Regions from separate parts of the Homo sapiens genome. Here region 1 is linked to region 2. Evidence: read pairs that join two places in POLR2A ChIA-PET (ENCODE). Cell type or tissue: CD4-positive, alpha-beta T cell. All regions are shown on one strand. Links, peaks and the distances in the headings refer to the core of each region. The heading gives the core; the rest is flanking DNA. Region 1 overlaps CBX4 (chromobox 4). Region 2 overlaps LOC124904078 (a long non-coding RNA gene).

Evidence for each region. ChIA-PET counts read pairs that join two places held together with the same protein. Peaks named below come from ENCODE experiments on the same cell type or tissue, not always from the same donor. Only the 100,000 strongest peaks of a DNase experiment are listed, where the experiment ranks them.
Region 1: POLR2A ChIA-PET joins it to region 2 with 5 read pairs; 1 of 35 experiments calls an interaction of 5 or more read pairs at or near these places.

The regions. Positions count from the first base shown.
Region 1 is chr17:79,831,225-79,834,120 of GRCh38, forward strand. CBX4 (chromobox 4) reads right to left here. Exons shown (of 5, transcript NM_003655.3): 5 at 1,932-2,896. The coding sequence ends at 2,735. Among named protein-coding and RNA genes, the nearest start is that of CBX4, 6.8 kb to the right of the region's middle. RefSeq lists an enhancer at 650-1,471. In CD4-positive, alpha-beta T cell, for the core only: no CTCF peak of the experiment used is centred there; DNase peaks (open chromatin) are centred at 1,475 and 2,757.
Region 2 is chr17:81,017,114-81,020,012 of GRCh38, forward strand. It overlaps LOC124904078 (a long non-coding RNA gene), which reads right to left. Exons shown (of 2, transcript XR_007065934.1): 1 at 1,333-2,899; 2 at 856-1,235. Among named protein-coding and RNA genes, the nearest start is that of BAIAP2-DT, 16 kb to the right of the region's middle. In CD4-positive, alpha-beta T cell, for the core only: no CTCF peak of the experiment used is centred there; a DNase peak (open chromatin) is centred at 1,138; H3K4me3 peaks cover 1,224 bases; H3K27ac peaks cover 1,648 bases.

The DNA of each region.
Region 1 (2,896 bases), core at 397-2,896, 1.2 Mb before region 2:
TCGGACACTAGGGGCAGAGGGGGTCTTGGGCACTCTGTTGGGTCTGGCACCAGGCTGATATCCCAGCAGCTCTTCCTGACCCACCCGTGGCCTCTGCCCGTTGTCTGCCTTCTGACCTCAGGCTTCAGGCTCTGCCCAGGACCACCCTTCTCCACTCGAGGGCTCTGCTAGCAGGCCTGGTTTTGAAGGCCTCAGGCCACCTGCAGGCCACACCTTTCCAGGAATGGTAGTGGAACGGTTTCCTTCCCTGTTCTGCGGGAGTGCCACCCTCTACCTCCCCTCTCCCACCCCCAGACCCAGCCAGGCAGAAGCCACCCACAGGGTGGGGGACACCACCAAGGGCTAAGGGTCACTCTGGTCACCAACTGTGGGCCTGAACAAGAGGCTTCCCTTCCCCTCCCGAGTCTTCAGTTCTCCTCAGCTAGAAAAACAGGGAGACGACGTCCACGCCTGGCATGGGCCTTTGTGTACCAGCCGGTGAAGGACAGGCCCAATTCTCGTGCCCAGCAGGCAGTTTGCCAGAAGCAAGATCACCCTCCTTCCACCCCCGGGGTGGCAAAGGACATTCATTCCGTGGAGGGGGAGGGGACTGTGTAACTCACTCTAAATGGGGCTGGGGTGACCGGGGAGTGGGAGGGACCACTCACAAAAGCCAGGGCTAGAAACTCCCAACGGCTTTTTTTTAAAGAACTTCCCTTCCCCCTCCCCTCCCCATGCTGGGCTCCCCTCCCCCACGTCCAGCCGCTGGTGGCCTGCAGCCAACACTGGCCACACTGTCCGCATTCAGGCCTCCCCGCCCTCCTGGCCCTCATCTCTCCCCAGCCTTCCCCACACTGGCTCTCTCGCCACCTCGCCACCCCCCACCACTCTGAACCACGTTGACCTCTTCCGCCCTGGCGCCCCGCACAGACCCGGGCCCCTTGGTCCCAGGCGGGCAGGGGAAGGGCTTCGGAGGCCGGGAGCAGCCCCGCGCCCGCCAGGCCCCCAGCCCCGCGGTCCCTGGCCCTGTGCGGCCACCTCAACCAGGAGGAAGATCGCTGCGTCTGCAGAAAGCTGGCCACCGCCGCCGCGTTCCCGGGTCGCGGCTTCCTGGCCCGCTGAGCCGCACCCCGGAGTTCGGCCCAGTCCCGTCGCCCCCTCTGGGACCTTAACCCCTTCCTCCCCCGCGACACCAAGGGCCTTGGCCTTGCCACCCTAAGGGAGAAGGGTGAGGAGTCCCAGCTCTCCTCGCTAAGGAAGTGGGGGTGGCAGGCCTCGCTCCCCCGCCCTCCTCCCCGTCCCCATCCATCTCGCAGGAAGCCCCCCGCCCCCCACCCCGGCAGCGCTCGCCGCGCCTCTAGTGGGAGCCTCTGGCCTGGTGGTTTCCGGGGAGAGAGCCCGAAGAGCAAGGGCCTCGGCAGCTTCCTCAGTGGGGCAGGGCCGGCGATGCCAGCCAGGGACGCCGGAGAGGCTGGGGGTCCCCGCCCCGCGGAACCTGCCCTACCGGGCGCGATTATTAAGAAGGAACCTCCCTGCCCCGCCAGGGCTTGCGCCTGGGTGTGTTGAGCCCCAGGGGTGGAGGCTACGGGGGAGGAGAGCCAAAGGTCAGCCGCTGCCCAGTGGGTGCCGCGAGGGAGACTAGCCCCACCCGCGTGTCCGCGCCGCCCACCCCTGCACCCCCTCCTCCCCTACCCAGAACCCAGGGTTTGCCAGTGCCTTGGGCACCGCCGGCCGGAAAGCCCTGGGGGCGGGGACGGCTCCCACACCCACCCCCCCGCAGGAATTCCCCTTCCCAGCCGGGCGCCTCTCGACTTCCCAGGGAGCGGGGTCACCCTCCTGCGCCGGCGCCGCGGCCCGCAAAACCAGCCCACTTCGCTGGTGCAAAGGTTCAGCACAGGGCTCGAAGGCGGAGTTGGTGGCGAGAGGGGTCCGCTCATCTCAAACAGCGAAAATGCACCTTCAACATCTCCATTTAATATTTACATTCAAGCAGGTAATAGTTGGAAGCTTATAGTTTAGACATTTCTAGTAGCAGCAGTTTCTAGAGAGCTCGTGTAGCCTTTTAACAAACTTTTTTTTTTTTTTTTTTTTGCACATAGAAACAAGACATCCATGTGTACAGTATCAAAAAATATATACCAAGGTTACTGGTATTGCAGTTCGTGGAAGGGGAAGAGAGGGGAGAAAATGAAATCAACCGAAATACTGGATGGAGGGGAAGAAAGGTCAAAAGAAAATAGTTTGTCTGATATAGAATATAACATGATCTAGAGGAAACTCCATAAATCTAGGTTTTTATATTTCAATATATAAATACCTACAAATAAATATATATATAGCAGCCCGAAGGGGGGTGGTCGGGCCTTTTGAGCTCAAACAATACATTTCAATAATAACACCACGTACAAACGGGAGTAGAGTCAGCACTTGACAAGTTAGCACGGTTAAAATATAATACTAGAACTCTGAGGCCGGGCGCAGAGCTGCCCTGTCCGTTCCGGGGGTCCATCTCCAGCGGGGAAGGGCAGGAGAGGGCGAGCCCCGCCGGCACCGCGTGGAAGGGGCCTCCGCCCAGGTCTGACAGCCGCCGCAGGGGGAACATGGTTACCTCCGCTCCGGGCGTCCTCACCCTGGGGGCCAGCCTGGGTCTCTCGCGGTTGGCGGGTTGGCGAGAGGGGAGCCCGCCCCGAGGCCCCAGGTGCTCAGCTCCCCGCCCCCCCGCGGGAATGGCGCTTCCCCTTCCGACGCCCTCCGGCTACACCGTCACGTACTCCTTGAAAGTAACGGTGAGGCAGTTCGCGGTGACGTCGGTGATAATTATATTCCCAAAGAAGGGCTTGAACTCGCTCAGCGACTCTGCAGGTTCGTCCTGGGCCTCGGCTGGAGGCTTCTCCGCCGTCGTGGTGGGTGCCGCTGC
Region 2 (2,899 bases), core at 92-2,591:
ATTTGTGGACAGCATGACTACATAGAAAATCTCAAAGGAGTCTACTAGAACAAATTAGAACATCACAGAATACTAGGTCAGTGTACAAAATGAAATGTGTATTTCTATTTGCTAGCAAGGAACAATTGGAAACTGAAATTAACATTTTATTTATTTTTATTGACTTACATTTTTAGAGACAGAGTCTTCCTCTGTTGCCCAGGCTGAGTGCAGCGGCATGATCACAGCTCACTGCAGCCTCAAACTCCTGGGTACACGTGATCCTTTGGCCTCAGCCTCCTAAGTACAGGTATGTGCCACAATGGCCAGCTAATATCTTTTTTTAGAAACAGGGTCTCACTATGCTGCCCAGGCTGGTCTTGAACTCCTGGGCTCAAGCGATCTTCCTGCCTTGGCCTGCCAAAGTGCTAGGATTATGGATGTGAACCACTGCACCCAGCCTATTTTATTTTTATTTTTTTAGAGATAGGGTCTTGCTCTGTTGCCCAGGCCGGAGTGCAGTCATGCAACCATAGCTCATGGTAACCTCAAACTCCTGGGCTCAAGTGATCCTCCTGCCCCGGCCTCCTGAGTAAGTGAGACTACAGGCATGCACCACCATGCTCAGTGCATGCCTTTTTTTTTTTTTTTTCTTTAAGGTGAGGTCTCCCCGTGTTTCCTAGGCTGATCTGGAACTCCTGGGCTCAAGTGACCCTCCCACTTTGGCCTCCTAAAGTGCTAGGATTATAGGCATGAGCCACTGTGCGTGGCCTGAAATTAACATTTTAAACATGGGGAAACAGACTTCTACTTCCAAGTAGGATGGAGTGCAGCAGATCAAGGCTCCCACTAAGAACTAGAAAGGCCAGGCAAAAATATAAAAATCATCTCTTTAATGGCATCAGAAAGCTACAGAAGCAACAAAGACTAAAGGGGTTAAGCCTCAAAAGAGGAGGGTTCCGTAGGATAAGCAGACCATCTGCAGCCCGCAGTTCCCAAGTGCTTGTTCGTGCTGGGATTAATGACACACGGGAGATTCGAAGGGCAGCTAATCTTGGCAAGAATGAAGACGCGAAAGCTGATCTCTTCTTCAAGACTGTGGCAGGACTGGAAGCTGCGTGAAAACGCTGGTTGAAGAGCTAATTTGAAACTTCCGGAAGGCAGAGCAGAATTGTTTACCTCGCTCAGGGCTAAGGAAGGGGAGGGCTCTAGTTGTCCACAGCAAACTGTCTGTTAATTTCCTGGAGGATTAGTTCCTAGAAACAAGCAACACAGAGATAGGCTCACCGAAAGGGCAGCTTGTCCTCAGCTCAGCTCAGTCCCTGATTGGAGCGAGGAGGTCACCCTCCTTACCGAGGAAATGGGGGACCCTCTCCGCCGGCTGGAACACAGCGTCATCCAGAGCAGGCTCTGCCCATCTTTTCCTTAGCCGGGTAGTAGAAGTGGCCTCTGCCTACTGAACCGTGCTGCTGTAGGGCACACGCAGCCACAGAGCATCTGTGAACAAATGGGCATGGGTGTGTTTCAATACGCTGCGTTCACAAAAGCAGGCGGCTGCCCCCCGCTGCAGTTTGCTGACCCCGGATCTGGAGTCTCCAGGCTTCAGCGCATGACATCCAGCATTCAGAGACCACAGGGCCAAAAATCAAGAGGAAAAATAGCCCGTGGAAACGGATGCACACAAAGCCAGAGAGTGGAAGTCGCAGCAGAGAACCCCTGAACTCTCTGTGAGTTTTTGTTTAGAGTTCGAACTCTGTGCGTTTTTGTTTAGATGGAGGAAGCAAGGGAGAAAGTAGATGAAAAGGTGGAGATTTTTCAGCTGAGAACTGGAATCCATATAACACAAAACTTTTTTTTTTTTTGAGACGGAGTTTCACTCTTGTTGCCCAGGCTGGAGTGCAATGGCGCAATCTTGGCTCACCGCAACCTCCGCCTCCCAGGTTCAATCGATTCTCCTGCCTCAGCCTCCCTAGTAGCTGGGATGACAGGCATGCGCCACCATGCCTGGCTAATTTTGTATTTTTAGTAGAGACGGGGTTTCTCCATGTTGGTCAGGCTGGTCTCGAATCCCCGACCTCAGGTGATCCGCCCGCCTCAGCCTCCCAAAGTGCTGGGATTACAGGTGTGAGGCACCGCTCCCGGCTTATAACACAAAACATTTAAGAATCTGCAAACCCCAAGTTTTCCTGCCATGGCAGGTCTGAGCACAAGGCAGCCGGGAGAGGTTTAATCCTGGGTGAGTCAGGCCGAGTTCCAGTTATCACACTGAGAATCACCCAGTAAATGAAGCTGCTGTGACCAAAGTGACCAAAGGCTGTTTAGTACCTGAAGGTCTTGGGAGGCCCTGGACCTCATGGAGAGAGAACCATAGAGCGTGGGGAGGTGGGGGCAGAGGCCCCCTGGGGCTGAGCCTGTTCTGAGCAGTTCACGGGGGTCTCCTTTTTTATCCTTCTCCTGTGTGCCTGCCTGGGGGGCTTACTGTCAGCTAGCGTGTGGGGGCAAAGGGCAGACAGGTCCACACAGGTGTTCAGCCTCTTGCACAGCCCTGGGGAAGCGGGGATCTTAGATTCTCACCCCACTCCGGGGAGGCGGGAGCTCTGTATCACATGGTCACTTCTGCCCAGCGGGGCCAGTGGCTGGAGCTCAGCGAGGGGACTTGGGTGCAGGCTGCTGTGGAGGGACTGAGGACCCAGGTCTTTATCCTTGGGGCAATGGATGTCAGCACAGGGCTGCCGCAGGGGACTTCAGTCAGATCTGTACTTGGAAAACCTCACTGAGTATGGAGACGGGTTTGGACAGGCCAAGGGCTTCTGGGGATCAGGTAAGGGGCCTTTTCCCAGGTCCGGGGTGGAGGGGTCCGGGGCCCGGAGGTGGGTAGACAGATTCAGGAGCTCAAAGTTGACAAGACATGGGGGCTAGG